3 separate regions of the Mus musculus genome follow, and regions 1 and 2 are each linked to region 3. A link is a loop called in an ENCODE intact Hi-C map of the cell type or tissue named here. Cell type or tissue: left cerebral cortex. All regions are shown on one strand. Each heading gives the region's core, and the rest is flanking DNA. Links, peaks and the distances in the headings are about the cores only. Region 1 has its middle 210 kb from the start of Gm40261. Region 2 has its middle 220 kb from the start of Gm40261. Region 3 holds the start of Fzd1 (frizzled class receptor 1).

Region 1 (10,548 bases), core at 1,160-9,159, 280 kb after region 3:
GAAGAGTCCACCTGGCAAGCATCTCCAGCTGCCCCTTGCATATGCCTTTCTTTAAACATTCCTCTGGCTGCTCTCTGTTTTTGCCAGGCAGAGAAATCTGACACGGTCGCACCCCTGCCTGCTAAGCATTTTACTTTCATTGTTAACTGTATCCATTTGTCACCATGAAACATTATTATTTTAAGGTAGCAGGGAAGCAGGCCGCTTGCTCCATAATGGTGCTATAGCTCTCGTTGCCAAGAAGGAATCAAAGAAATGGACGGTGCTAATGTGGGAAATCACACCGGAGAGAAAGAAACATGCAGAGAAAGGCAGAGGCAGAGAGTGGGGGGAGGGAGGGAGAAAGATACTAAGAAACAGAAGACAGACACAGACCTGCACAAAAAAAGCTGGAATTTCCATGAAAAGATTTAGAAAAGAAGGGTATAGCTGTTGCTAGGGAGCTGGGAGGAAGAGTCCACAGATATAACATTCGCCAGATTTTTAATACAAAACTGCATGTCTTTGTTTGCGCCCTGTCTCAAATGAGGGGGCTGAGTAAGGAGGAAAATCGAGTTGAGTCCACCTTTTAAAAAGATTGTTTTCCAGATGTACTTGCAAAGTGAATTGGGGCAGCTATGTTGAAGGCACGCCTGAAGCTAAAGGGTACAGCCATGTTTCCTAAACTCCAAGGCTGTCCTGTAACAGGGAGAAACCTTCTGATGTGACACACCCATGGGGCACTGACATAACAGAGCCACTCACTTTATAACCTGTGCTGGCAGCTCAGTAGCCTTGTGGTTCTGCCAGTCAGTGTGAGCAGGAGAATCTGGTGCTATTGAAAACCCAGGATGGCTCCACAGGCTCTGCTCCAAATGAGCAAATGGATGGGAAGCAAGTGGAGCAGAATGGGAGCTGATGCTACAGCAGGATGTCTTGAATAGCAGCTGTGTGACTCAGGGGTGTGTATGTGTGAGCACACAAGTGTGTGCCTGTGTGTGTGTGTGTGTGTGCTCAAAGCCCTGCCTCCACAGTGATAACATTTCCTCTAACAAGATCACACCTCCTCCAATAAGACCACACCTCCTATTAGTGCCACTTCTCATGGGCCAAGCATATTCAAATCACCACACACATATACTATATACATATGCACACACACACACACACACACCTAAAGAAATATTTTTAGAGAAGAAAGTTTCCCCCCAGAATGATATCTTCGAAAGAAGTTTCCTGTATGAAGTCTATCTCTAGCCTGAACTTTCTCCTTCTGTCTAATACACATCCTTTTCACTCAATTAAAGTCCAACAGTTCGATGGTTAAGCAAGCCTCTACTGATAGAAGCCTCACCCTTCCTCATGCATGCAGATGTATTCAACCTGTCTGCATCCAGAAATAGTGGCTCATTCTCAGGCTGATGTCTCTTCTATGGCTCAAAATGGTTGGAGGAGGTAACTCTAACTTCTATGTAGAAAAACTAGTGACTACACCCCCAATTCATGTTCAATCTTCCTAAAATTAGAAAACAATAAGTAAACAAGAATTCAATTTGAATTTTAGATAAATAATAGATAACATTTTAACATAAATACTATACTTAGAAAAACTTATACTTCAAAATTTGGCATTGTTGATCAAGAGGTAGTTCCCAGTTGAATTTAAATTTAAAATGAATAACATGCATTTTTAATATAAATATACCTCATGCAATATTTAAGATATATTCCTTGTATTGGTAATGCTCTTCTAGAGGAGCAGAATCAGTTGGATGAATAGGTGTTAATGTGGAGATTTATTGTCCTGGGTTACATACGTTCTAGACAATCCAACTATGGCTATCTGGACATGGGAGGGGCTGAAAAACATGACAACTAGCTGTTCCATCTATGATGTTGAAAACCTCAGTAGTCTAATGTAGCACTGATGGTCTGGGAGATTTCTGGAGGGTCACTGATTTTCAGTTAATGTTGGAAGGCTACATAAGCTGGCTTCTAATGGCAGTGCAACAACAGCAGCAAGGGCAATGAAATTATCAACAAGGGGCAAAAATGGGCAAGCAAAACACAAAAGCTCTTCCCTCAAAACCCCTTTTATCTGAGCTATTACCAAAATGTGCTGCTGGCTCTGCAAGGAGGGCCTTCCCTTCTTGGTCTTTTAAGGTAGCAGGGAAGCAGGCCTATCCCTACTACAACTTCTTGCTCCTATTCCAGGGAAAATGTCAATTCTCTTGAGAACCATGAATCAACATCAATGCCTTCTGAAGAATCAACTTCCAGGTTTATCATCTATCACTGTAAATACACAGAAATACACTGTGGTGGTTTGAATATGCTTGCCCCAGGGAGTGGCACTATTTGGAGGTGTGGCCATATTGGAGGACATGTGTCATTATGGTCTTAGGCTTTAAGACCCTGGTCTTAGATGCCTAGAAGCCAGTATCCTCCTAGCAGCCTTCAGATGAAGATGTAGAACTCTCAGCTCCTCCTGCCCATGCCTGCTCAGACACTGCCATGCTCACACCTTGACGATAATGTACTGAACCTATGAACCTGTAAGCCAGCCCCAATTGAATGTTGTCCTTATAAGAGTTGCCTTGGTCTAGTATTTATTCACAGAAGTAAAACCCTAACTAAGACATCCACCCATCAAAAACTAATTAGTTAAACATTCAATTCCCCAACCAAGAGTGTTGGTATTGCATTTACATCTGGGCTGAAGCCATTTCCTTTTTGAAGCAAACTCAAAATAAATAAATAGTTGTATCTGATCTGAACTGCCAATATAGTCTCCTAAAATCCTTCCCTTGGGAGAACCTCATTATCTGCCTCATCTCAAAAGCCACATTAGTCCAAAGAATCTGAGCTTCCTGCAGCAAGGTTAGAAAGGGCAAGGCCCTATGCACCTCTAGGGGAGTTTCAGGTCTGGGAAGACCAGTTTCAGAGAAAAAGCTAAATTATAAACGTTCCTCACAAAAAGTAGTAACCCTTTCAAATGTTCTCAAGTCAGCAATTGCTGAAAACTGGGGTCAATTTTTTTCTAGCTCTATAACACACACACACACACACACACACACACACACATTGTCAGAAGTTTTGGTTTAGGATACTGTTTGTTAATCTGGAGTTTAGAGATTTGTTTTGTTTTAGATTTTTAATTCTTTTTGATGTTATTATTATTGCTGTTGTTGTTACATATTATAACTTTGATTTTGTCTCTCTACCCATTTCAAACAGATGTCATGTCTTATGAACCTAGAAGCTTTTCAAAAGAAAGAGACACACTTCCTGCTCATGTAACTGACAAAGCAGTGGTTCTCAGCCTGTGAGTGACAATCCCTTTGACAAACATCTATTTAAAAAAATACTTACAAAATTACAGTCGTGAATATGAAAAGAAAATAATCTTGTGGTTGGCGGACATCACAAGGTGAGGAAGTATATTAAAGGGTCCCAGCATTAGGAAGGCTGAGCACCACTGCCCTAGAGCATTAGAGTGACCACAGCTACACTTATTCTCAATCAGTGTGTGATAAATACATGTGCAGATGATGCATATGGGCATCCAGTGTCCACATGAAGTGATTCAACTTAGTTTTATTTAATTTTTTTTCCTTTCCTTAAAAATGTTATCTTATCTCCTGTCAGAGACCAGTTATTCTCTACTTTAAATCTCTTGCTGTGTGCATAACCCAAAGAGGGTAAACTACAAACTTCACTTGCAGCTAACTTTTAAAGAAAGATTTAATGTTTCCTTTTTATTTAATTTTGTTTATCTATTCCTCGAGAGTTTCATACATTTATAAAATATATTTTGATCATACCTATCCCCAACTCTCCCTCCAACTTCTCTCAGAAGTCCTTCACAGAGCTCCCAGCTTCATTCCTATTCCACCCACTTCTAACCAACGAAGACCCAGTCAGTGTTGCCATCCATTGGAACATGAGCAGCCTTCTAGAGGCCAAGCTCCCTCTTCTAGCAGATATCACCTGCCAGTGGCACTCAGCGAGGGGTGGGGTCTCCTGAGCTCCCTCTATTGCACGCTGGAATGTTGACTGGCTGGATCTTGCACACATCCTGTGCAGGCAGCCATAGCTGCTGTGATTTCATGAGCATAACAGCTCTGTCACTCCTAGAAGACACTATCTCACTGGGATGTAGTCTTTCCCCGTATCACCACAATGCTCCTGAGCAGGCTTGACGGGCTGTGGAATCTCAATACTCTGAGATAAACAACAGAAAATGTATCACTCATAACTGCAAAGGACAATGTGCTTCCTCCTGATGCTCTACAGAGGCTGCACTCTTGAGACAGTAAGCCAGAGCTAATGGAGGCAGAAGACTGGCAGGTTAGGTGGAATTAGATTCCTAAACTCTTGTGAGTTTCTCATTCTACATTTACTAATACTACATTTCGTGGCCCCAGGCACAGATCTGTTTTTCATAGCCTGGTATCCTGGCCCTGAGGTCATTAGGGCTGGTCCTTAGAGGCCCAGAATGAGAGCCTGTGGAAGGTGAGGAGTTAGCTGCTTCTAAGAGGGAACTGAAGTGAGACGGTGGCCTCTGCCTGTGTTGGTTGCACTTAGGAAGCCTACATTAGGACAGCTTTTAAGCAGAAACCAAAACTCTGTGTTATTAACCAAAATAAATCACTGAAAACCTTATCCTAGTTTGCTTCATGGTGGTGGAGACCTTGTTATTGTGCCTTGATCCCCACGCTGGAGACAGAACTCAGTACACTCTCCTGGCCACACTCAATAGGTCGAGATACCAGCTGTGTGCCAGAGAAGGGGGGCCACAGACTGCTACCCTACTGTGGTTCACATTGCAGTGAATCACAGGAGAATTATTTTACTCAGGAAAGAAAATGTAGATTGTGTAGGTCTGCTAATAGATTCTATCCACAACCTGGATGCATTTTGTTCTATCCACAATACAGATGTGGATGATAAAAACAGATGCTGCTTTCTATGCTGATCAAACCTAAGGGCAAAGTAACGTTTGGGGAGAAGAGGAAGGAGATGAGAAAAATAAGAGGTCACATGACAGGTACACCTCAAAGCTGCAAAAATAAGGAAGAAGACATAACACAAACCTCCTCAGCAGAGGCTGACAGGCTCTGGGAAGAGTGGCAGTCACTGATTTCATAAGATCATGTGGCACTTCGAACATTTGGAGAGGATAGGGGCAGAGTGACTCTGACTGACATATATTGTATATGTCAATTTTATAATAAGAAGAAATAGCAGAAGTGATGTAGATCAGCATACATAAGATAAACAAGAAATGAAGTCTCGGGCTGTATATAGCAAGTTGCTAGCATAATGGATACTAGAACACAGACCTTAAAATTCCATCACAACCAGAAGCACCACTGAATGAGGATTTTATGACAAACAGCTTTATAAACCCAAGGTTATATAGACTTAAGCCCCAGTTGGTCTCAGGAACAATGAGGCGATCCTCTACATCAGCTGTCTTCAGACGCGTCAGGAGGAAAACATGGCATGAGGGTGCTGACCATCAAAGATTTCTTGTTCCCATGACTCCTATCCATGGAACACTGACAAAGCCTTGGATAATGTAACTTTATTTCCCCTTCTACTCTTGCTATTTCCTAGCAGCACAAGGCAATTCATCCCATTAGAGAATGTAGAGACTAAATTCAAGAGCACACAATGCTATTTTATCTCTTGGGAACCAACCAGAAAATCTCCTTCCTGTCTCTCATAGACACCTGCGTCCTTTGAGAAAATGAAACTATCTGGTCCCTCTATGACATTCTTAGAAAATATATTAACTCTCCCATGTGCTGAAAGACAGACTGGAAAAAATAGCAACAGAAAATATTGGAACCCAGCTATGGTGAGCAGTGAGAAATAATGTCTGACCCCACTGTTAACCCCTATTCCAACACGCTCCCAGTACCCACTTAATTAAAAGCCTAGAAACCAGTCAACCAAAAGCTTGGAACCAAAGCAGCAAGTTAAGAGTGACATTAGCAACTAGAATTTCAATTTCTGCATGCCTTTGCAAAACTCAGCAGCAACTTGCATTGAATGAGCATCTAATTAGGACATCAAGCAAGATGGAATATCCACAATAGCTGCTTAGCTGGATGACAAGCAGAGCAAAGTCTATAGTCAGCATTCCAGGGAATAGAGAACATGATAGGCAGGACTTCACCCAGGGATTCTCTCAGTGGCTCCGAGCTAAGTGATCAGTCTAGCTTTTTATGGGAAACCTTCTAGTAACATCTAGTGAGTCTGGGGCCTTAACAAAGAAATGGTTCTTTGACACTTTGAATGATGTAAGGTCATCTTACAATGACCTTCAAGATGTTACTGCTACTATGTTCTGATTATTTAAACTTCCTTTAAATATCCAATCATAAATATGTAGCCAAGAAGCTAATCTGAGATCACTGGATATTACCAGAAAAACAGCCATGGGGAAGTTGGGGACTTTCAGTAACACCTCCAACACTGATTCCTTATATTGAAATATTTATTGAGTGCTGTTATAGTCTGAATATGAAATCCCACTCAGGCTCATGTACTGAATGTTTAGTCTCCAGACTCAGCACTGTTTTGGGGAGCTGGAGAAAGCAGGTCACTAGAAATATAGATTTGGATGGGATTAGGTTAGGTGGTTAGGTTACTGGTCGTGTATTCACTCTGTTTTCTGAATGCCACACCCTCCACAGCAGGATGAATTGTAATAACTTAATATATGAATATATAAAGCTGTAATTTACCTTTCACATTTGTTTATGTCAAGTATTTTCTCATAATTATAAGAAAAGGGCTAATAACGGTGCATATAATGTGCCAGGGCTTCGGTGTCCTTGTATGGTCAGCTCTATTTTTTATACTAAATGGGCAAGGCAGCTGAGCTTGTTGAAATATCATAAGCTAGGGTCATCTGGAAAGGTAAATCTTAACCAAGAAAGTACCTCTGTAGTATTGGACTTTAAGGCAAGTCTATAGGGCATGTCATGATTGATAAATGAATTGTAAGAGCCCAGCTCATTGTATAGGAAGACAGGCTGAGCAAGCCCTGGGAGCAAGACAGTAAGCAGGTCTCCTCTGTAGCTTCTGGTTCCATTCCCGTCTCCAGGTTCCTGCCCTGAGTTCCTTCCTGACTTCCTTGGATAATGGACTACAGACTATAAAATGAAACAACCCTTCCCCCCTCCCCCCAGTCTCTAATAATCATGATGTTTTATCAGAGCAACAGAAACGCTAACATAGCAGTTTGTCCAAAAATACAGTTTTAAAATTACTTTCAATGTCAAGAGAAATATGTTGATGATTATACAAAGGCACCAAGTGGGTGTTAAAATTTCATGTATTGTCATTATCTAAAATAAACTTAAAAACTTCACCTTATGGAATACTCCTCCATTGTTGGTGGGATTGCAAGCTGGTACAACCACTCTGGAAATCAGTTTGGCATTTCCTCAGAAAATTGAACATAGTACTACCTGAGGATCCAGCAATACCATTCCTGGGCATATACCGAGAAGATGCTCCAACATGTAATAAGGATACATGCTCTACTATGTCCATAGCAATCTTATTTAAAATAGCCAGAAACTGGAAAGAACCCAGATGTCCCTCAACAGAGGAATGGATACAGAAAATATGGTACATTTACACAATGGAGCACTACTCAGCTATTAAAAACAATGAATTTATGAAATTCTTAGGCAAATGGGTGGATCCTGAGTGAGGTAACCCAATCACAAAAGAACTCACATGATATGCACTCACTGATAAGTGGATATTAGCCCAGAAGCTCGGAATACCCAAAATACAATGCACAAACCACATGAAACTCAAGGAGAAGGAATACCAAAGTCTGGCTACTTTGATCCTTCTTAAAAGGGGGAAGAAAATACCCATGGAAGGAGTTACAGAGACAAAGTGTGGAGCAGAGACTGAAGGAGAGACAGCTCCACCTGGGGATCCATCTTATATACAATCACCAAACCCAGACACTATTGTGAATGCCAACAAGTGCTTGCTGACAGGAGCCTGATATAGCTGTCTCCTGAGAGGCTCTGCCAGTGCCTGACAAATGCAGAAGTGGATGCTCATAGCTGCTATCCATTGGACTGAGCACAGGGTCCCCAATGAAGGAGCTAGAGAAAGGACCCAAGGAGCTGAAGGGATTTGCAACCCCATAGGAGGAACAACAATATGAACTAACCAGTAACCCTAGAGCTCCTTGGGACTAAACCACCAACCAAAGAATACACATGGTAGGACTCATGGCTCCAGCTGCATATGTAGCAGAGGATGGCCTAGTCTGTCATCATCCTGTGAAGGCTCTATGCCCCAGTGTAGGGAATGTCAGGGTCAGAAAGAGGGAGTGGGTGGGCTGGGGAGCAGGGGGGAGGGGGAAGGGATAGGGAGTTTTTGGGGGGAAACTAGAAAAAGGGATAACATTTGAAATGTAAACAAAGAAAATATCTAATAATTTAAAAAAAAATAAAAATCAATACATGCATAGTCTAGGTAAAGCTAAGAACATCAATCCCAAAGGCAAAGAAAGTATTATTTCCCTAGTTATGGTTTAAAAAAAAAAAGAAAGAAAGAGAGAAAGAAAGAAAGAAAGAAAGAAAGAAAGAAAGAAAGAAAGAAAGGAAGGAAGGAAGAAAGGAAAAGTAGAATAATTCCAGTTTATGCCTGCCACCTAGTATACCAGCTAGGATAACATTGTCCCAAAATGTTTATTTTCAATGATGAATTATTAATAACAGTTATATTTTTAGGCCTTCATATTCACAAGAGGATACAAGGGTAATATGAGTTCCTGTCTTGAGAATGGAGAAGAGAAGGAAAGCACCATGCTGTTTGAGTTCAGCCAGTACCGAGTTCACCTACAGAGCAACAGGCAAGAAGAGGAGGAGCTTCAGAGAACTCTAGGGCAAGTGGAACTGTGTCCCAGTACCCTCCTAGTGGAGGACTATAGGAGTTTCATCTCCCGACCAGGATCCTGTCCTGGGACACGTGACCATGACAGCCCATGGAGAGGAATATGACAATCAGTCACATGGGAGGGGGGCAGCACATCCACATGCAGATGACATCCTTAACATCTCAGACCAAGCCAATTGAAAGCATCTGCCTTTAGACAACAATCCACCCCAAAATGTATGTAAAATCCAGTCCACAAGAAATAAAGGCACAACAGTTATTTCATCGGAGATCTTCTAAGAAAGTTTGTCCCATAGAGCTGTATGTAACACTTTGGGGAAGAAAATTCTCTCCTGGAGCCTTTTACTGCTGGAAGCTGCTCCAGCTTACCATGGTTGCCTCTGCTCAGTGGCCGGACCACAGGAACTCCAGAGCAGCCAGACTGGCAGCTTGCCTAGATCCGACTCCCTACCCTTACCTCCCAACCCCTGCTTGCTCCTCATGCCCCCCATCCCCTGCCAGCAGAAGAAGATCGACTCCCCCTACCCTTCGGAGAACTCAACTCTTTGGCTGACCTGGCCAACCAGAGCCCTGCAGATCTCTGCAAATAGCATCCAGTTCACAGAACTCAGGTGAGAATCCAAAATAAAGAGCCCAAAAAAAAAAAAAAAAAAGAAAGAAAAGAAAAAGAACAAACAGGCTTTTCTGAGTCAAAACTCCGGCGAGGGAACAGACCCAGCCAAACCTCATGGCAACCTAACAGGGTCTGAGATTGGGCCCAGGAATTCTGGGAAGGAAAAGTACAGCATCTCATTAAAGCGATCATGAGTCCACCTCTCCCCAGCATGGCTTGAGGTGAGTCTGCCTTTCTAGGGAAGTCCCACTCTCTGGGGTGGAGATCACTTAGCCGGCTGATTGCCTGCCTCAACTGGATTAACTCTTTTGTTTTGGGGGTATTGTAATGTTAGGGCTCTATCTGGCCAGAGATTCTATTGTCTTGAGCAGAAGGAGTTTTCTTTAATGATCCTGCAGTTCTGCTGTGCCAGGCAGGAGCCAGGCTAAGCCTCACGTTCACCCCCAGAAGGCACAGTTGCATATCATTCAGTTAGTTGTAACCTCTTGTTTCCCTTAAATGTTTATTCTTCAATACCAATAGCATTCACTTTGTGTTCCAAGTTTTATTTCAGTCAAACAAACTACATTTTTATCATCAATCTATTATATTTATTTGTGTTTTATTTATTTATTTATTTATTTATTTATTTATTTATTTGACACAAAGACTTACTATATAGTCGTAGCCCAGAACTCCCTTTGTAGGCTAAGTTGATCTCAGACTCATAGAGAGCCACCTGCCTCTTCCCACTCAGTTCTAAGTTTACAGATGTGTATCACCACTCCTGGCATAGAATGTCTTTTATACACTCATGTATCACATGAAATATCTGACATTATTATAGATGCTATTACAAACTCAAAAGCTCAGTGTTAAAGACAAAAGTGTTTGTTGTCTGACTTTTTAAAAAAGAGTGCACTGTTACAGAAAAAAAAAATGTGTTCATGCTAAATTCCATAACCTTCAGAACTCAAAGCCACCTGAAGCCCTTTGTGGTGCATGCAAACCTAATAATGGCCTTTGAGAAA
Region 2 (10,548 bases), core at 818-8,817, 260 kb after region 3:
AGAACTTGCCTAAGATGGCCCCAAGACAGACAGACAGACAGACAGACAGACAGACAGACACACACACACCATTTTAACTGAGCAGGGGGAAACTAAGCACTCTTCTAGAGCACAAATGTGATTGGTCAGAGTCCGTAGCTCTAACAGCATCGAGTGACAGAGTTCTATTTGCTAGAGGTGGTGTTCCAAGCACATTGCAGGCTTCCTCACAGCAAAACACCGCATTTGCATTTATAAGTTCAGTAAAAATGAGTCATCCAGGGGAGGGAAAATCAGCAAAAGGCAAACAAGCACTTCTCTGGTGACCTAGTTTGATCCAGAGATAAAAATCTAACATTCTCAGTGAAATAAAAGAGCTGCATACCTTCTAGCATCTATCAGAAAATGATTTCTCATAGGAACTTCTGGGCAAATGCTGGATAATGGATGACTTGAGCCTAGAACAAGGGAAGCCAGAGTCCTGCTAATTAAAAGGAAATCTAGGAGCTGTTGAAATAATCAGGCAAAGAGTGGGGAGAAAGAGTATCCCCTGGGGACTGTAGGGGTCTACCCAGAGCCTCTGCTGAACCCGGATTTCACATCTAGAAATGAATGAATCTAGAAGAAAGTTCCAATTTTCAAAGCTAATTAAAGTAACAGTTCTTTTCAAAGTTAGAGATCATGAATTCATATCTGTAAAAGCCAAAGTGTTGAAAGAAAGAAAGAAAGAAAGAAAGGAAGGAAGAAAGAAAGGAAGGAAGAAAGAAGGAAAGAAAGAAAGAAAGAGAAAGAAAGAAAGGAAGGAAGGAAGGAAGGAAGGAAGGAAGGAAGACAAGGATAAATGGAAGGAAAGGGGAAAGGAGAGGAAAGGAAAGGAAAGGAAAGGAAAGGAAAGGAAAGGAAAGGAAAGGAAAGGAAAGGAAAGGAAAGGAAAGGAAAGGAAAGTCTGGACCAACCAGGCAAAGCCAGGCTAAAACATAGAAGGTGGCCTGAGGTCTCAGCATGTTGTACAACTTCACAGAAACCAAGATGCAGGTAGACAGCCCCTCTGGCATTATTCGCTTTAACTGCAGTATTGACTATACTGTAGCTTCTTCCACTGTAGAAAGTACCAAAGAAAAGCTCTGCAGTCACACGTTATAAGATGGCTGGTTTAATTTTCTAAATCCCCTCATTTAACTTATCCCTGTCATCTGTCCCACCCACTTCTTCCTTAGCCTCCAAGTCAATAAAATCCTAACAACATCATGTGCCAAGCCCAAGTGCAGTTTTCAACCACCTTGTACACAAGGGTGCTCACCTACTCTTTCTTCTTAGCATTCCCTAGGCTTGCTCCAGGCTACGCACATAATTTTGCTGATGAATGTCTCCTGCTGTTCTTAAAAACAAGATTTATTTGCTCTCCGTGCAAATGGCTGTAAATCCAGACCAGCCTCATCCCTGTCTTCAGGTGGACCTCATCAGTTGTAGGCATCTTATCAGCAAGAAACAGCTTCTCCTAATGGCTTGATAAATATTCTGGCCTCCCCAGAATCAGTTATCGGGAGATTCAAATCATGGTCAGTACTTATAGCAGCTATTACCACAGACTTAGTGCCGGTAACCCTTTGTACTTATCTCTGTAACCAGAGAGGCTGAAAAGCTCCTTTTATGTCTCCACTCCTGGTCACTAAAAGCTGAGTTCATTCAAAATTCCCTCCTGCCTACAGAGCTCAGAGTCCTGCAATAAAAACTGAAGAAGAGATTTGAGCGAATATTATATAAACGTCTCCCTCCGGTCCACCTCCCCACCTCCAACCCTGCTAAATTTGGCACAAGGCAAAGGAATGTAAGTCTTAAGCGGAAGGGCAAAGGGACATAGAAACAAACTTCACTGCCTTTGTATTTGTTCAGCAGAAGACAAAGGGTTTTAGGGCAAATCAGCTCCACCCCCCACCCCCCTATGCATCTTGGTTTTAATGAAATTGATCTACTGAGCCTGAAATATGAAGAATGAGGGCCTGGGATTTATGAAATTTCTCCGTGGAAATCAAGTGCTTCTTTTCCTTCATGGCCTTACCGACATACCTTTGATGAAAGTAATTATAAAATCTCAATTACTGGGAAGAATGAGAGGAGCTGGGCATTAACCCCTCATGGCCCTTCACAGAAACTGGGCATCGTGCGATCCATAACAAAGACCCAGGAATGCTTTCCAAAATAAGTGACAGCAGAATGCAAGGCAACCTGGTGCCTCTTGAAGAAATCTCAAAGGACTCTAAAACTCCCAGGCAGGCCCCTTGAAAAGCAGGGAGGCACAGACACTCTCAAGAGACCCTAAGATGCTGCCATTTGTCTCATTACAGCTTTCCAGTCACTCAGCCTCTCTGTGCAGGGGGGAAGCTGTGCTCTTTGGAATGTCAGCCTCATGCTGGGTTTTAGTAGAACTTGGAGTTCTGGAGTTCTGGCTTCCGTGCTCCCTGATGATCTTCACATGAAGGTTTTTGGCATTGGGAAAGAATGCGCACCTCTCTCACTGAAAAGATCCTTGGCATTCGGCATGAGTAAGGGACTTTCTCAATGCCACAATCACTTACATGCTAGAGCCTACATAAGCTGCAACTATATGCTCAGCCTGCAACATTTCAACTCTGCCACCAAAGGCCTGAGTGTGGGATGGGACTCAGCAATGAAGAAAAGAGGTGTGTTGCTCTTCGGTGGCGATTTCCAAGGCATCACGGCTTCTAATCCAGGCAGAACTTTGATTCCTATGCCTGGATTTGATTTTTAAAATTCACTTTTTTAAACAAACTGAAAAGAATTCCCAAATTCTGTATTATGTATAAAAATAGCCTTTTCACGGTTATTCTTTTCTTTCCACATGGGTCGTGCTCTTTTTATAGCAAGAAGTTGCATCTTGCTGGTGTCTTGTCACTCTGTGGCTGACCTGTCCCAGCAAACTGTCAGTGTGAGGCAGCCTTTACTAAAAGCCTCAGTGGTATGGCAAGGGGATGAGATAGGTAAGGACTGTAGTAGAGACCTGGGCGCACTGGGTGGTGGCCTCCAGGCAAAGCCTGCAAAACTCTGCATCAACTCATCCACTGTGAACGGAGGCCAAGAGTCTGCCCTACCTGATTAGTCTGTAGCCTGCAGTGACTGTTTTGGGCAATAAGTGGGCGAGAGACTTGAATTGGACCTCAAAACACTGAAAGCCATGATAAATGTTTCCTTTAATTCTCTTGAAGGAGATAAGGGAGAAAGGGCCATATTCTGGCCATGGCAGAACCACTGCAGCTGTGGTCTCAACTCAGCTGTGGCTGCCTACAGTGAGTTCATAACAAGACTGGGCCTGCCAATAGTCAATTATGGAAGAGAGAGAGAGAAAGAGAGAGAGAGAGAGAGACAGACAGACAGACAGACAGACAGAGACAGACAGACAGACAGACAGAGACAGACAGACTGAGAGACAGAGAGAGACAGAGAGAGAGAGACAGAGACAGAGAGACAGAGAGAGAGACAGAGAGAGAGAGACAGAGACACAGAGAGAGAGAGAGAGACAGAGAGAGAGAGAGTCGCAGGGGAGAGGTTCCCAGATGAAACCGCTTCCCAATGAACTACTCCTAGCTTACTCTGGAGCACATCAGCATCAGACTCCGGTGGATGGTTCTAAATCCTGGTTAAATTCAGCAGGCCTATAAACAAAGCAAAACAAAACAACAACAAAACCCTCATGAATATAGGAATGTGCCTTGAGGGAAGGTATGGAAGAGGTATAAAGATGGAATGGAGATGAGAAATAAGAAAAGGTAAGAGGGTATAGTAATTGGAATATGCTTTATATGTGTATGAAGTTGTCAAAGAGCAAATTCAATAGTTTTTTTAATCAACTCTCCAGGAGGAAAAAGGTTAAATTCCTCTCAAGTACTTTTTTCCTGTAGTGGGAAAGCTTGTTAAAGCTATGACCTCACAGCTGACAATTGCCTAACTGTGGAACAGCATCAATAGCAAAAAAAAAAAGGTTTTCCTGTGTTTGTTTGCTCAGCACCTTTGAGTGCCACATTGATGAGAGGAAACTGTTCAGCGTGTCTTTCAGCTCCTAAGGTCTTGCCCAGAGTCCTGGATTCCTCTCTCATTCACAGAGATTAAACGCGCAGATAGAGTACATAGGGTCCCACATTCCCAGTCCTTCTGAGGCTACGGAGAAGGAGTTCTTCATTATGACTATTGTATTAGGTTTCATCTGCTCATGTCCTGGTCCTACCGACAAGGCTCAGCCTGCCTCGTTGCTCTTCTCTGAAGCTTTTCCTCACATCTTACAAAACCTCCTCTTACACACCGAGGAACTAACAAAGGAGCGTGTCTTAACTCGGTAAACATCCCCCATCCCGCCCCCTCTCCTGTCTCCAAGCTTCTTCCGACATTCAGACTCTCATCCCCAAGCGAAGAATTTCCCCATAAATATTTTATAACTTCCTAAGTCCATAGACTACCTCGGTCCAGCTTTATTATTATATCTCATTTCTTATCTGGCACAAAGTTTTCCTCCTTGAAACGTATTCCTCTTGTGTGGCCCTGTGTCCGTTTGTCGGTTGCCAGAAGACAGCATGCTGGAACAGAAAGCTCCCGGGCAGTGTATGTCAGCCAGGCTTTGGGGTTTTTGTTGTTCATTTCCTTCTCTGGGTCGCCCCTGTGCGCCTTTGTGGGGACTGTCGAGCCTTGGCACAAACCGCAGCTCCTGAATGGGACATTCTTCCAACAGACAGTGTGTTCCCAGCTTGCCCAGCAAGAGCTTCCTTGGCAGCCTGGCAAGGACACCATTGAAGACAAGGCAGCCCAGGGCGACCTCCACAATGACTGTGGCTCTGACTCAGTCGTGAAGTATTTGCTGTCAGTGGTGCATAAAAAAGGCAGGGCTTCACAAGATGGCTTTTCTTTTTTCTTTTCTTTTCTTTTCTTTTCTTTTCTTTTCTTTTCTTTTCTTTTCTTTTCTTTTTGTTTGTTTGTTTTGTTTTTCGAGACAGGGTTTCTCTGACCCACAAAGATGGCTTTACAGGTAGCCAAATTATTCACCCACCTGGGCGATGAGGAAACAAAGCCAAGTGAAAAAATTAGGTTTAAATACCATAGGCCAGTGCTGCCCCTATGTTTGAACAGGTAGCAAAAAGCCTAGCAAAAAGCCTGAAGCTATTTTTTTAATTTGTTTATTCACTTTACATCCTAATATAACCGCTCCCCTCTCCTCCCAGTACCCTCTCACATAAATCCTTCCCCTATTCCCTCCCCTTCTCCTTTGAGAAGGGGTTGCTCCCCTTGGTGTCCCCCTCCCTGCAGCACATCCGCTCTTTGCAGGAGCATCCTCTCCCACTGAGGCCAGACAAGGCAGCACAGCTTGGGGAACAGGATCCACAGGCAAGCAACAGATTCAAGAACAGCTCCCTGCGTCTGTCATTGCGGGACCTGCATAAAGACCAAGCTGCACATGTTATATTATGTGCCAGCACCTAGTTCCAGCCCATGCGAGCCTGAGGTTATCTTAAAAGAAAAAGTCTGAATAGCTGAAGGTCAGGGGCGTGGTGAGGGTTGGGGTTGTAACTCTTGGGCCTAGATGGGAGGACCTTCAGCTGGTCCGGTCGTCTCTGCTCCCCAGTGTCTGGATGTGACCCCTGCTCACTTCTTAGGATTATTTGTAAGAGACCAGTTCTGACAAGGTAGGAATCAACACGAGTCGAACTGGAAAGTTCTCTTCAGCTTCACTCTTGGACTGGGTGTGGGATGAACAAATTCACATTCTCTGAAAGCGGGAGACCAAGACAGATGACCGGCTTCCAGGAACATCCCCTTTGGACCTTATTGTTCTCTGGGACCTAGGGGGCTGGTGGGGGTGCGGATGGAAGCTGGACCTTGTGGGGAAGATGGTGTTCTTTTACATTTCTGAGCCCTACCAAATATTCTCTTTGTAGCTAAGTAGTTTGTGATAGTATCTTCCCTCACACTTGCCACTACCATGCCTGTCCTACTTAAGAGTTCAGCTCTCTCCTGCTCCAGGGAAAGTTCTTTTTCTTCCCCTGTAAAAAGTGAGAAGTCTCTAAAGATTTCGGACTTTTGCTTTCCAAAAGCCAAAACTTTTAAAGTACAGTGCTGGGGAAATGGAATGAGTCTGTGAGTAGAAAACACATAAAGAAGGGTTTTTCCTGTTTGCTGTGTAACAATTTCTTCTAAGAGTAACCAGGAAATGAAGTATCCCATGGAAATAAAAAACTCAAAAGGTTCAGAAGAGCCTGAAACTGACCATATTTGCTAGGCCTCTCCATCCCAAGCATGGGTTAACTGCAAAGACTCCCAAGTGGCATTCTCAGACACGCTGAGCTTCCTGGAAGAGGCAGAAACTGAGCCCCATGGAAAGGGTACTCTCCACCTGTTGAACTGCCTTCAGTTTATACAGTATGCTCCAGGTTTCCCACTCTTGTGAGCTGTCACACGCTGTGGTGGGATTTAGACACATAGCTGTTTCCTTTCCTGTAAGTAACCTTTACCCATATCCCTTTAAATAGTCCCGATAAAACTCACTTGTTCACCAAATTGCACACCAGTGGCATCTGCACTTTGCTCTGTCATTTGTTCCCTAGAGGGTGAGTTGACGTCTATTGACATCTTCTTTGCAATCGTGTCATACAACACGGTTTCTAAAGACAGAGAAATATCTTGACTGGCTGCAGATGAGCCGAACACTGGGTCAGCACTCCTGGGAAGGCTGTAGAGTCATCCATGGGAGAGACTCTGAGGTGGTCTGAGAATATACTGGACTCCAACTCACCATCACTCAGACACCAAACACCTAGAGTCAGTTGAAGACTTCCTGTGATGAGAGTGCGCTTTTGAAACATTTGCATGCAGAATGTCTGCTCCACCCACAGAGTTCAACACCAAGGTTAAACTCTAAAGACAGGAAATGGAGAGGAAAAGGAGGAGAGGAGTGTTGGGGGATTGACTTGTGCTTACACAGGGATTCGAAGGTCTGGGGTAGGTCTCTGCCAACAGTTGGTTTACTGATAAAGAGCCAGTGGCCAATGGCTGGGCAGGGTGAAAGAGGAGGCACTTTTAGTTTTCCCTGGTGAGAGACCTAGAGGAAGAAGGCATTTGGCCATGAGAGAGACATAGGACAGACCATGCCATGAAGGAGCAGGAGATGAGACAGCCGAAATGTAGGTGCAAAGGGAAAGCGGCACCCATGGGAGGGCTGCTCAGAAGGAACAGGGCAACAAAGATAAAATATAGATTTAGGAAATGTTAACTCAGAAATACCACAGGGGAGTGTGTGCTAGCCACAGGGAGGTTTGGAAGTGCCCAGCCATTTAGCTTGTTAGGAATATTAAAATAAAGTGTATGTGTGTGTGTGTGTGTGTGTGTGTGTGTGTGTGTGCATGTGTGTCTGAGTGTCCGTGTGTGTATCTGTGTGTGTGTGTGTGTGTGTGTGTGTGTGTGTCTGTGTGTGTGTGTGACTGTCTGGGTCTGTGTGTCTGAGTCTGTGTGTCTGTGTTTGTGTCTCTGTGTGTGTATGTCTTTTCATTCTCCCATCCAGAGCTCTTGGGTGGGTGCAAAGCCTTGTGCACCCACCAGGAGTGCAGAGCTGATTAACTTTTACAGCTAAAGAGTTGGGGATGGGGCTCAAAATGGGAAAAGTAAACAAGAAAAAGTTTAAGATTCATTTTTACTTTCCTAGGTGATAGACTAATTGACCAAATTGTTGGTTTGAACCATGTAAATTTGCTGCTATTCAAATATCTGTTTGTCCACATAAAAAAAATGGCCATTTCATAAGTTTCAGCAATTAAGGAATAGTTAGTTTCTCTACTTGCAGATGGTGACCTGGTCAGAACCCTGGGGAAACTGCCTGTCAAAGGGTTTCCCTCTGTGAGGGACCCTCATGTAAACTCTTGCTGTTCCCTGACATACACGGAGCATCTCCTGAGGGCATTGTTATTACTTCTGACAGAGGAAAATCAAAATAGGGTGTGAAAGAGAGTTAGGTGGCTACAAGCTGGGAGCAGGAAGGATTACAAGTTAAAACACAAATCTACTTGGCAGCCTCTTGTCTTCTCTTTGGGAGGCTTGGCTTCCCTAAACAGGGTGCATTTGCCTGTCTTTGTTTCCCATCATCAAATGCATCCTTGTGTTTGTCAGCATATCTCTGAACAGCAATGAAGAGTAAACTAACAACCGGTCCCTCTGCATCAGCAAGAGCAGGGAAATGAGCTCCGATCGTTGATGTCAAGGGAAGGGAAGGCTGTGACTTCTAATGTGCTAAAGAGAGAGCCACTTAAAAAGATTTACAAGTCTGAACTGAATCTACACCCACGGGATCCCTAGGAGAGGGCAAAGAAAGAACACATCTCCAAAGTAGAACCTAAATCTGAACTGGGGGCAAAGGGATTCCATTTTTTTCCCTTGGGAATGTTTTCCTTTGATGGTCAACCCAACTTTATAACCACTGACTATGTAGTCTGTGCTTAGTCCTACGGTCACAGCTGGTTTCTGAGTTCTCTGTGTTTCGGGGAAACTTTATGTTGCAGAGTAAGATTCTTCCTTGGATAGTTCAAACACCAGTGTTTGTATTCTTATTGGATGCAAGGCACTGCCTTGAAAGATAATGTATAGAGTATAATCTTGAGGGCGGGAGGCTGCAGAGGTGGCTTAGTGGTTAAGAACAGATACTGTTCCTGCAGAACACGAACACACACTGTTTACGTGGGGAAATGTTCAGCTACTGGGATCCATGTGGTACAGCTCACAGTCGCTTGTAACTCCAGTTCCTGGGATATCTGATGCCTCTAGCCCCTGCCAGAACCTGTATTCATGCACGTGCATATGCACACACACACACACACACACACACACACACACACACACATACACACACACACACACACACACACACGCACGCACGCACGCACGCACACGCACACACACACACACACACATACACATACACACACACACATACACACACACACACACACACACACACACACACACGCATGCACGCACGCACGCACACACAGAGTAAAAGAAACCTTTTTTAAAAAGAAAATACAACCTTGGGTTTAAGATGCTTATATCTGGTCGGCAGTCATGTGGTAGTGAGTGGGCATGGATCTGACCTATCTCAAAGGTCTTAGCACATTTTATGTTCTCGTCTAGACTGCCAAATTCTTTATGAGTAGAATTTGTGCTACTTTTATTTCAAGTCTCTCATGAAGGGATGCCTAGAGCCATGCTCAGCACATTTTCGTGAAGACATATATAAATGACCAATGCTTGAGCTGAATTCTCAGATATGGGCGATAGTGACAAAGCTTGATAGATAGTTGAACAGTACCTGCCCTACACTGTGTTTCTGCTCACAGCCATTTGCTTCTCTCCTAGCCAGTCTCTGGCAAGCATCTACAGTCAAGGTCACAACTTGTGTTTTTGTCCATCCTTCATTGAGACCTCTCTAACCCAAAGCCCATGCACTGCAGAGATGTTGGGAAGCACGGGCATTCCATTTTCTGCCCTTTCCTTACACTCTGAAGACTGCGGGAATTTACCACTTGCTTTTCTGTTAAGAATATTCTCTTTAAAACAGTTGTGACTTCCTTATTACTGCCAATTTCCCAGGTGATCACTTCATTTTCTTCTCTTCCTATGGTATGATTTGTTCATGTTTGAATGTTATCTGACTTGTAAAATGGCTGTCTATTCAGGAAGAATGTCACATAGTACCCAAATTAGATTTAACATTGGGAGTTGCATCAAGTCAAGAGTTAGAGTTCTAGCAACGTATCCCAGGATCTCAGTTGTGATTTCTCTGAAAGTAAACTGAGAGGCTTTTTATAGGCAATGATTAGGAGGTTGGTCTTAGGCATCATGAAGAAGGAACTAGGACATACCTTAGTGTGCTGGGCTTCTAGAGCACCAGGATCCACACTGGCTAGCTTTGATAACCGTGGGTCTCTTTCTCACAGTCTTGGAGCTCGAATCTCTTGACCATGTATCAGGGTGATTTGTTCAACTATTTTTAGCTGTTGACTGCTAGCTTCCTATGGAAATGGAGAGAAATAACTCTCTGCCTCTCTACAATCTCACTTAAGGACACTGACCCTACTTCAAAATCTATCGCCTTCCACAAGCCCTCTCCTAATACAAACATGTGGGCTGTGGTATTTGAGCCCTAAGTTTTTACTCCACAATGGACAGTAAAGCGAAGAAGGGAAGGTCATCAGCAGAGGGTGTGTTAACAGGAAGATGACCACTCCAGGCAACAGTCCTGCTGAACCCTGTGGGAAACTGTGGGGACTCCACTCAGAACTAACTCACCCACAGGCAAGGAGCCTGGGAGAATCACTCACCAGCTTCCCTCCATGCTCTGTGATTAAGAACTTCTTCTGGATCTCAATTCCGGCTTTGTTCTCTACATCCCTGAAGCCATTAAAATGTCCTCAAGCAGAGATGAGCAGGAGCTGGAAATAAGAAATCCTGGCTTGCACAGAGATGCTGTAGCTATCCTCCAGGATGACTGAGGAGCCACAGCTAAACAGCAGCAACAAGAAC
Region 3 (10,548 bases), core at 1,666-9,665:
CACCTTGAGTAGGGGTGACCATCCTATAAAACAACAGGCGTGGGAAGATTAAGTTAGGCTCTGCGGTAGGATAGCTTTCATGGGGAAATTTTCTTTTTCATTCTCTCTAACCTTTTTTAAGTACCAAGAATTCTTTACTCTAAATTGTCTAGTAAAGTACAGCTAAGCCAGTGTCTTCCTCATACCAGCCAGATGCAAATTTCAAGATATGCACACACACACCCTTCACTTTTAATCATAATTTCAACATTCCAAGAATTTGTACCAACAGCAAAATCTTGTTTGATAGTTTCACCTGTCTGTTCCAGGAACATTCGAAGGAATTATTGGCTTACTTTGTCGGTGAAAGTATACTATGATTTTTTTGTCCTTTCATATTCTCTATCCTCAAATGTCCTGTGATGTTTGTGTAGAAGATTCACATTTATACCTAAGTAATATAGCCATCTATACTGAATCTATCTTACCATATTTAAAATGTAAATAATTATGGCTGACTTAGATAATAAGTTGATTTAAGATCTCACTATGAATCAGCTATGAGCACTATGGGGTAAACACTGTGACAATCTCCTTTGTTTTATCTTAATTTTATTAACAGGCCTCAGATGCATGTAGTGGGTTTTAACTATCAAATTCAGGCATCTTTTTCTGCCTTCCCTGACTTTTTAACCTTAATAATCACTATTCTATGTTTAGGTCAAGTTTGTTTGCTTGTTTGTTTATGAGAAATAGCATACTGTACTGGAAAAAATCTCTCTTTCTAAGCTGTTTTAAGGGAAACTGTGTGTGTATTTATGTTTAAAGAAGGGACTTTCAAACAGTTATCAATTGAAATTCTGAGTGTGAATGATTGCAAGAAGCCTCTTATCAATGTTAAAAACATTTGTGTAAATATAAATAAAAAAATGATCTTTTAGAATTACTGCAAAAGTATACAGGTGGTTTTGGGAACTGGGAAGATGGCTCTGTCAATAAAGTGCTTTTTCCAGACAAGCACCTTGACTGATATCCACACCAAAAGCCAACATGTCTGTCTCTAATCCCAGTTTTAGGAAAGCTGAGACATGGGGACCTCTGGAGTTCACTGGGTGAATCATTGTGCTCCAGGCAGAGTGAGAGATCCTGTCTCAAAAAAAGAAAAACAGAGAGTTAGGAAAGAGGGTAATCAGCATGTTGCTGCTGGCCTCTGCTTGCTAATGCACACACTCCACACACCCTCCCATGTACACAGGCACACACTCACACACACACACACACACACTCACACACACTCACACACACACTCACTCACACACTCACACATACACACTCACACACACACTCACTCATACACACTCACACACTCACACACACACTCTCACACACACACTCACACACACATTCACACACACACACACACACTCTCACACACACACACACTCACACACACACAAACACACTCTTACACACACACACACACACACACACACACACACACACACACACACACACTGTCCACACAGAGGGATACAAATGTCTTAGTAGATACTTATTAGTTATGCAGCGGGGTGTAATGGCAGATGCCTGATATCCCATCACTAAGAAGGCTGAACAGCGAGATCATGAGTTCCAGGTCAGCCTGGTCTCTCTCTATAGAAAAATTTGTCAAAGTAAAACAACAACAAAAGGCAAAGGGGCCATCTGCAGAAATTTTGGGGGGTTGGAAATCAACAAGAAATGAGATCGGATTCTACTGTGAAAAGTTAAGTACATTTAAGCCTAGTGCATCTCTTGAAAGCGACTAAAGAGGACTCTTGGTGTTGCTGCCCCGAAGCAGGAGGAGAGGTCTTTACTTCTGGCAGCTCCTTAAGCTCAGCATGCTTGCTCAGGATCCAAAGCACAATGGGGCACTTTTCCTCCTCCTCCTCCTGACATCCCAGGATCCAGAAGAGTGTAAGCAGATGCAGCTTTATAATACACTAGGCCGGTTCCAGCTTTTCTCAAACTGTATACTATAGAGCATCAACGACAAGCACAATATTGATATGATTGATCTTTCTCTGTGAATGTATGTGTGCGTGCATGCATGCATGCATGCATGAGTGTGTGGGTGTGTTTTCTACAAGTGCATGCATGCATGTGTATGTGTGATGTGTGTGTGTGTAAAATGACAGATGAGACAAAGTTTAAAATGAGATTCTTTTCCCTTTAATTTAGCATTTCTTGTAGACTTTAGACTACCATAAATCTCCACTGAGGATATAGAGTGTGGTGTGTTTTCAAATTTCTTTGAACAAACTTATTTTACAGAATACCCTTTGGGAAGATCATGTATTACACAGAAGACAGCTTGGAAAATTCTGGTCTAACTCAACAGTGAATCTCTGGTGTTTCACTGACACATGTATCCTGATATGGAAACTATGTTAAAGACTAAAAATTCACCATGATCTGCACATAGAAACTGTGTTTTCCTAGGTGATTTTTAGGAGTGGGTGTGTTCACAGACTGTACTCAGTGAGAACTATGACCTTGGTAGGATTCCAAGCCTCCTGTGTACTTAGTATCTTTCAGAATTTAAAATAGTTAAATTCTATGAGACTTAGACTCATCTGTTAAAAAGGGCTAATGATTAATAGCCTCAACAGAAAAGAGTTTAAGCAACACAATGCAGGTAAATCAATGGCAAAAAAGCATCCAAAATAAAACCTCAGAAGTATAGTCTTAATCCATGATGTAGTTTCTGTTATCCAAGAGAGGTCATCCAAGCCTGTCACCCAAAAGCAACAACAAAACAAATCCTTAAACATGAGTCCCCTGAGTGGTCTCCAAGCTTGAGTCCTCACGTAGGAAACTGTATGCAACCGAACCCAGATCTCAACCACTAGTAACTTACTGTCCTCATTCAAGTGGCATAATCATTTGACAACTTTCATACTATTTAAGAAAGTTCTGATAAAAACATTTTGCTTTGGAATAAAAAGAATATTTTAGCTGATTCTGATGCTTGACAAATCAATAAGCAATAGTAAGGAGAAATCAAATTATGTTTATTATTTTATGTTGGATAAATTGAGTTGTGTTACTACCAAGTGGATAACAGTTCATACTAACTTAGTAAATACTTTTTTTTATTTGTTTGTTTTTCAAGATAGAGTTTCTCCTTGTAACCCTGGCTGTCTTGCAACTCTCTCTGAAGACCAGGCTGGCTTCAAACTCACAGAGATCCACCTGCCTCTGCCTCCTGAGTGCTAGGATTAAAGGTGCGCACCACCACTACCTGGCTTAATTTAATAACTTTTAATCTGTGAATCTCAAGGTTTTACACATCCTCAGAAAATGATGTCTTAGATACAGTGCTCAGGTTTCTTCTCTGATTATTCTTCCTCCTGCTGCCTATAACACCACCCCAATGGACTTTTTTGATAATGTGAGTTGGTGCTGGTGGTCATGGTGCACCACTTACTGGTTGATTGTTTTCTTTAAGTGTTTAATATATTTATTTTACTTTAGTAACATTTTCTGTGTCACATCTGCTTAATAAATGAAATGCTGTATTGGCACAACAAATAAAGAGGAAATCTACTTTAATGGACTTAATATTGAAAGACAACTGTCAGAAAATGATTTCTTTTCAAATTTTACATGGTCTTTTCAATGTGATCTATTTAGGGAAAGAATCTATAGGAAACTGGCTTTAAAAATAATGCCAAGAATTATAGTTACATGAAACACTACAGCAACTGATGAAACCCAAGCCAAACAAGCCATGAACCCGAAGCATGCATCTCCCTTAATGTATCTAAACCTAGTGCTCTCCATTTTGAGCTGGAGAAAAACCTAGTTTCTAGATGGTATGTTTGGCTTGATGGCAGCCTCGGGTTCCAGGTATAATAAGAACTGCCTGTTTTCCCTGCCGAGAAAAAGCCTTGCTTGCCATTCTCAGCCTCCTTTCTAGCAAATCTCATCACTAGGTGGGAGATGAAAGTTCTGAAAATTCATTAGGACAGCTTCTGAAACAGAACGAAGTTCCTCACTCTGAAGCAGAACCGAGCCTTCTATACCATTCTGTCCTTTGCCCTGTCCCTTTGAGGAGAAGGTGAGGCTGACATTGGTGGTAAATGCTCGGTGATGCTTCTTGGATGTTAATACATTAGAATAAATCCACTTCTCACCTAGCATGGTCAGCTAAAGGACCTTCAGAGAATGACGCTTGAGACACATAAGTCTTTATAAGAGATGTCTAAGAAGAGAGAGGTGGCTTAGTAAAGAGCCTAAGAGATGAATAAATATCAGCGTGGACGGTGTGACACGTTGTCCCTGGGAGCCTATGGACAGCAGGATGCTATTGGGAAGGTAAGATGAACAATTAGTATGAGTGTTCAAAAAACCCCAGAGAGGATCTCACCTCCTGTCTACCATCAAAATGTGTCACGAGTTACATTCAGCGCAGCACAGTAACAAATATTTGTTACTCGATTGTAGTTACTACCTGTTGGTCTTAAAAACTGCTAGTAATTAATTTTTTTTCTTCAAAAATACTTTAAAGCAAGCTAGACATAGTGGTGTGTACCTGAGGTCCCAGCTACTCAAAAGGTTGAGGCAGGGGGACAGTAATGTTTACACGAAGACTCAAAACACGCTTTACCGTGAACATTACAGCTTCTATGAACATTAAAAAATATAATGATAATGTATCTAGGAGACAAGTACCTGCCATTCTGATTTAATAGGTATTGGTATGACTGCAGGTTCCCTCGGACACCAACGAGCTTCACGGGGCCTGCCCGGATGTAGACAAGCCTCATCTTGAGTGGTGATCTGTACAGTGTATCGGAATGTTGATGTTTCTCCACGCGAGCCTGAGTCCTGCTCCCTCTTTCAGTCGCCCTGGAACCACTTCCCGCTTCTGTGGGGGAAAGCCACCTGCACTAGCTATCTATTGTTTGAACAGTTTGGTTCATGATATTTTGTACCAGCTAAAGAGCCCTTTCTTTCCTGTCATGACCAGGGCATGTTCTCCTTGCCTGCCCCTCAGAAACTTGAGGGGTTTGTTTGTTTGTTGCCTTTTTGTTTTGTTTTCTGTTTTGTGCTTTTCTCTTTTGCATTTTGCATCTATTTCTCCGATGACCCCTCCCATTCCTCATCTCCCGTGTTAGCAGGTCATTTACTTCCCTTGCGTCCCTTTTGAGAATGGGTGGGCACTGCCATCACTGGTGACGTTCCTGTGCCCACTGTACTATGCCCTCCTTTAAATATGTGCCAGGGCTTCCTCTGTGCTCCCTACCTCCTGAGACAGTGCTCACTGTATCATGGATGCTTGGTAAATATCTAATGAAAAGTGAATCTGTATAAAAGAAGATAGAAAATAATTCGGGAACAGTCTCGTGAGATAATATCTAATGAAAAGTGAATCTGTATAAAAGAAGATAGAAAATAATTCGGGAACAGTCTCGTGAGATAAGTCTAATCGAAGGGGGGGGGGACTCTTGATAGAATTAATAAAACATAATAGCACTTTATTGATAAATCCGACTCACACAAGTTCTTGAAAATAAACTTGCAAGAACAAGCATGTGTGTCTGCTGAGGTTGATTATCCTGGTTTGAGTCGACTGACTGACTGTGCTTGGTCTTTCAGACTCACTTTGGTCATGTGTTTTGTCCTTCAAACTAATAGCTTCAGCTTTGACTACTTCCACTGAGGAGGAACTTAAATGACCCAGGCCTCAGAAGTTCCCAACAGACCCTGCAGGGTCCCCAGTGTTTAGAAGCGGCCCTCAAATGGTCCCAGATTGATCCTCCTGTCTGGATGTATGGCTCCCGTGTCTCACGCTGGAGCACCCAATGCGTTGGTTCTCAAGCCGGTTTTCCTCCAGCATTTAATGAATAGCTTCTGTTTTCCTTTACTTCTGTTTCTGATACCATTAAAGAGAAGGGGGAAAGTTTGACTACACGACGCATACTACTCACAGGAGCATCTGGGTTTACAATTTACATCCCACCAAACTTTGCGTTTTGCTTTCATTTGACAGCGATCGGGGGAAATGGCGCGTCCAAAGTCCACCAAGGCCAGTCTGTGAGCTCCACGGTTTATTGGAGTCATAGTTTAAACAAAACCTCGACAGACTTAAATTCAAAGGAAACCCGACTCTCAAGTCAGGGGCACGCAATCAGAACGCAGCACTCAAAGTAGCAGTCTGTGACCAGAGAGTCGAGGGTAGGATTATAAAATATGAAGACAGATAAAAAGCAAGACAGAGCTAAATCCCCGCGGCCAGCCGACTCCTATTCATTATCTCCTGCCGCATATGGGACCATTCTCTTACTTGTCCTCGCCCTTTCTTCTGCAAAAGCAAAAGCGACCTAGCCTGTCCGGCTTCATAGCTACTCTTTGTGCCGGAGCGGAGTCTCTGCCACCGCCACCACTACTTCCTCCACCTCCTCCGGTCTGCTGCGGGCTCCAGTCCGGGCTCGGAGGGAAAGGGCTCCCTTTGCGCTGTGAAGCGGGTGCTGCGATTGGGCGACGGTCCCTGAGCCGCCAGCTCCGCGTCGGTTTCAAGGCTCCTCCCTCCCGGTGAAAGACAGACTGGGGGGCGCCTAGAAACCCGTTGGAGGGCGCGCGAGGGAGAGCAGAGGCTGCGAGTTGAGGGATTGACACAAATGGTCAGGCGGCGGCGGAGAAGGAGGAGGCGGAGGCGCAGGGGGGACCCAGGGCGGCTAGGCTGCCGAGAGTTGGGCGCTCCTCTGCCCGGCTGCGACCACTAACGCGGCGCCGCCTGACAAGAGCCACAGCCTGCCGCGGGCCAGGGAAGAGGGACGCGACCCCGGCGCGCCTGGACCACTCTTGCTCTCCTCGCCGCCCGCGCTTCATGAACCGCAAGTTTCCGCGGCGGCGGCGGCGGCTGCGGGACGCGGAGCAGAATCCCGGGGAGCGGGCAGAGAGCGGCCGCACCCCGACGGAGGGCACGGGCGACCAGCTCTCCCGGATCACAGTGGGAGCCACCACCCGCCGCGCCGCTGCCCGTCCCAGTCAATCCGCGCCGAGGAGGGAGCCGAAAAAGTATGGCTGAGGAGGCGGCGCCTAGCGAGTCCCGGGCCGCCGGCCGGCTGAGCTTGGAACTTTGTGCCGAAGCACTCCCGGGCCGGCGGGAGGAGGTGGGGCACGAGGACACGGCCAGCCACCGCCGCCCCCGGGCTGATCCCCGGCGTTGGGCTAGCGGGCTGCTGCTGCTGCTTTGGTTGCTGGAGGCTCCTCTGCTTTTGGGGGTCCGAGCGCAGGCGGCGGGCCAGGTATCCGGGCCGGGCCAGCAAGCCCCGCCGCCGCCCCAGCCCCAGCAGAGCGGGCAGCAGTACAACGGCGAACGGGGCATCTCCATCCCGGACCACGGCTACTGCCAGCCCATCTCCATCCCGCTGTGCACGGACATCGCGTACAACCAGACCATCATGCCCAACCTGCTGGGCCACACGAATCAGGAGGACGCCGGTCTGGAGGTGCACCAGTTCTACCCTCTGGTGAAGGTGCAGTGCTCCGCCGAGCTCAAGTTCTTCCTGTGCTCCATGTACGCGCCTGTGTGCACCGTACTGGAGCAGGCGCTACCGCCCTGCCGCTCCCTGTGCGAGCGCGCACGCCAGGGCTGCGAGGCGCTCATGAACAAGTTCGGCTTCCAGTGGCCAGACACACTCAAGTGCGAGAAGTTCCCGGTGCACGGCGCAGGAGAGCTGTGCGTGGGCCAGAACACGTCCGACAAAGGCACCCCAACTCCCTCCTTGCTACCAGAGTTCTGGACCAGTAATCCGCAGCACGGCGGCGGTGGTTACCGCGGCGGCTACCCGGGGGGTGCCGGGACGGTGGAGCGGGGAAAGTTCTCCTGCCCGCGCGCCCTCAGGGTGCCCTCCTACCTCAACTACCACTTTCTGGGGGAGAAGGACTGCGGCGCACCCTGCGAACCCACCAAGGTTTACGGGCTCATGTACTTCGGGCCAGAGGAGCTGCGCTTCTCGCGCACCTGGATAGGCATCTGGTCCGTGCTGTGCTGCGCCTCCACGCTCTTCACGGTGCTCACGTACCTAGTGGACATGCGGCGCTTCAGCTACCCGGAACGGCCCATCATTTTCCTGTCCGGCTGTTACACAGCGGTGGCGGTGGCCTACATCGCTGGCTTTCTGTTGGAGGACCGGGTGGTGTGCAACGACAAGTTTGCAGAGGACGGGGCGCGCACGGTGGCGCAGGGCACTAAGAAAGAAGGCTGCACTATACTCTTTATGATGCTCTACTTCTTCAGCATGGCCAGCTCCATCTGGTGGGTGATCCTGTCCCTCACCTGGTTCCTGGCAGCCGGCATGAAGTGGGGCCACGAAGCCATCGAGGCCAACTCACAGTATTTCCATTTAGCCGCCTGGGCTGTGCCAGCCATCAAAACTATAACCATCTTGGCGTTGGGCCAGGTGGATGGCGACGTACTGAGCGGAGTGTGTTTTGTGGGGCTCAACAACGTGGACGCACTGCGTGGCTTTGTGCTGGCGCCTCTCTTCGTTTATCTGTTCATTGGCACTTCTTTCCTGCTGGCCGGTTTCGTGTCACTCTTCCGCATCCGCACCATCATGAAGCATGACGGCACCAAGACAGAGAAGCTGGAGAAGCTCATGGTGCGCATCGGAGTCTTCAGTGTCCTCTACACTGTGCCGGCCACCATCGTCATCGCCTGCTACTTCTATGAACAGGCCTTTCGGGACCAGTGGGAGCGCAGCTGGGTGGCCCAGAGCTGCAAGAGTTATGCCATCCCTTGCCCTCACCTCCAGGGAGGTGGAGGAGTCCCACCACACCCGCCCATGAGCCCAGACTTTACAGTCTTCATGATCAAGTATCTCATGACGCTGATTGTGGGCATCACATCGGGCTTCTGGATCTGGTCCGGCAAGACACTGAATTCCTGGAGGAAGTTCTACACGAGGCTTACCAACAGCAAACAGGGGGAGACTACCGTCTGAAACCCAGACTCTTACCTTACCCTTTTTTGGCCTGATCCTAGCCATCGCCTGGAAGCTGGCCCCAAGGAATTCCTGCCAAGCCTGGCCACTCCAGGCTTCCTCGCCAGCCACTGACTTTTGCAGGCCCCTTTCCCAACAAACAGCACAGGTTCTGCAAAAGCTTCCGTCCCTGGGGTAAAGGAACGAGAGGGCCCAACTGATCGAGGTGTATGTGTATGTGCGTGTGGACCGATCTCTCTAGCCCTCTCTGATACCAGGATTGTACGCTTTTATGATTGTAAATAGCCTGTGTAAGATTTTTGTACGTATATTTGTATTTAAAGACTATCGAACACGCAGTTTTTTTTTCTTTTTAAAAATGTTTAATTATTTAGGGCAATTTACGTATTTGGAGCTTTTCTCACTTGCCCTTTTCTGCAGATTGCAGAGGAGGTAAAACAGAGCACACTTGACTAAGTGCTTTGCCCTGTGCCCTCATCTTTGTCAAGGGAGCATGGGCCTGCCTCTCCAGGGTCATTTCCTTCAGCATCTCCCGCCCCTCCCCTTCCTTGCTTGCAGTGGGAAATTTTAAGGTGCAGAACTCTGTAAAGCTTCCAGATCCCGAGGTGGGCCCCGCCCATTCCAGATCCTCCCCTTTTCAGCGGTAGAGTGTGGATGGCTGTCCCTGTGACTTCCTGATGCTGCTTATTTGAGATCCACCTTCCAGCTTTATTAGAGGACCCCAGTATGGGCTCTGCCAGTTGACCCAGCCTCCCTGTACCCCGGTGTCCCTTGCCCAGTGTCTTTCTCCTTGCACCTAAGTTGTTCAGAGGGAGTGCAGTAACCGACCGATAGCGAACTTTGGAGAGTCTGACTTTTTATGGATGAGCTCATTTTTACTCTCTAGTATCTGGAACTTGCTCTGGGTCTGGTCATCATCATGGAAAGAGCAGCAAGCTTTGTGGGTTGGGAGAGGCTAAAGAGAGAGGTTATAAAACATTAGTTCTAATTGCATTCTGATGTCTGGCAACCTACTTTCTTCCCCCTGTGATGCTGCCTGCTTCTAGATTTTACCCTTCTATGAAATGCAGACCTCGAGGTTGCCTGGGAAGCTTGGTGAAGGAATGGTTTACCTTCCTTAACAGGATAGTAGAACATACACAGAGTATGGAAACCTAAGGAGATTTCAGTGAAGTGGAGTTACTCCAAGTGAAACGCTGTTTTCTGGTTTTAGCCAAACTGCAATTAGATGTGTCTTTGCAATCTAAAAGTTGTACACAATCAACAATACACTTTGCTTACTCCTCAGCAGCACATTCTGAGGGAGAAACAGTCACACCCCCGCAGAAAGCCTGGTTGGACTTCCGAAGACAGAGGCGGTGGACTGACGGATGGGTGAGAGAGACAAACACGACCTAGGCATGCATGCTGAAGGGGAAGTGTGTCCATTCCTACTGCATCCCATCTTGTGTGCTCCTGTCTGGATTTACGGCAGTGTGTCAAATGTAAATCTCTCAAAGCCATTTAAAAATACTCACTTTAGTTATGGATGAAGAAGAGGAGAAAAGCAGTCCTCCTGATTGTAGTGTTTAAA

What was found. Peaks named below come from ENCODE experiments on the same cell type or tissue, not always from the same donor. Only the 100,000 strongest peaks of a DNase experiment are listed, where the experiment ranks them.
Region 1: a loop joins it to region 3, with 2.0 times the contacts of the local background. A loop is called at or near these places in 8 of 42 quality-filtered maps.
Region 2: it touches region 3 in a loop (2.9-fold over the local background); 8 of 42 quality-filtered maps call a loop at or near these places.

The regions. Positions count from the first base shown.
Region 1 is chr5:4,474,628-4,485,175 of GRCm38, reverse strand. No RefSeq gene overlaps it. Among named protein-coding and RNA genes, the nearest start is that of Gm40261, 210 kb to the right of the region's middle. In left cerebral cortex, for the core only: no CTCF peak of the experiment used is centred there; a DNase peak (open chromatin) is centred at 6,047.
Region 2 is chr5:4,490,475-4,501,022 of GRCm38, reverse strand. No RefSeq gene overlaps it. Among named protein-coding and RNA genes, the nearest start is that of Gm40261, 220 kb to the right of the region's middle. In left cerebral cortex, for the core only: no CTCF peak of the experiment used is centred there; DNase peaks (open chromatin) are centred at 4,332 and 4,684.
Region 3 is chr5:4,754,079-4,764,626 of GRCm38, reverse strand. Fzd1 (frizzled class receptor 1) reads left to right here and starts at 6,411. Exons shown (of 1, transcript NM_021457.3): 1 at 6,411-10,548. The coding sequence starts at 7,047. The coding sequence ends at 8,975. In left cerebral cortex, for the core only: a CTCF peak has its summit at 6,509; DNase peaks (open chromatin) are centred at 7,089, 7,569, 8,174, 8,391 and 1 more place; H3K4me3 peaks cover 3,271 bases; H3K27ac peaks cover 1,326 bases.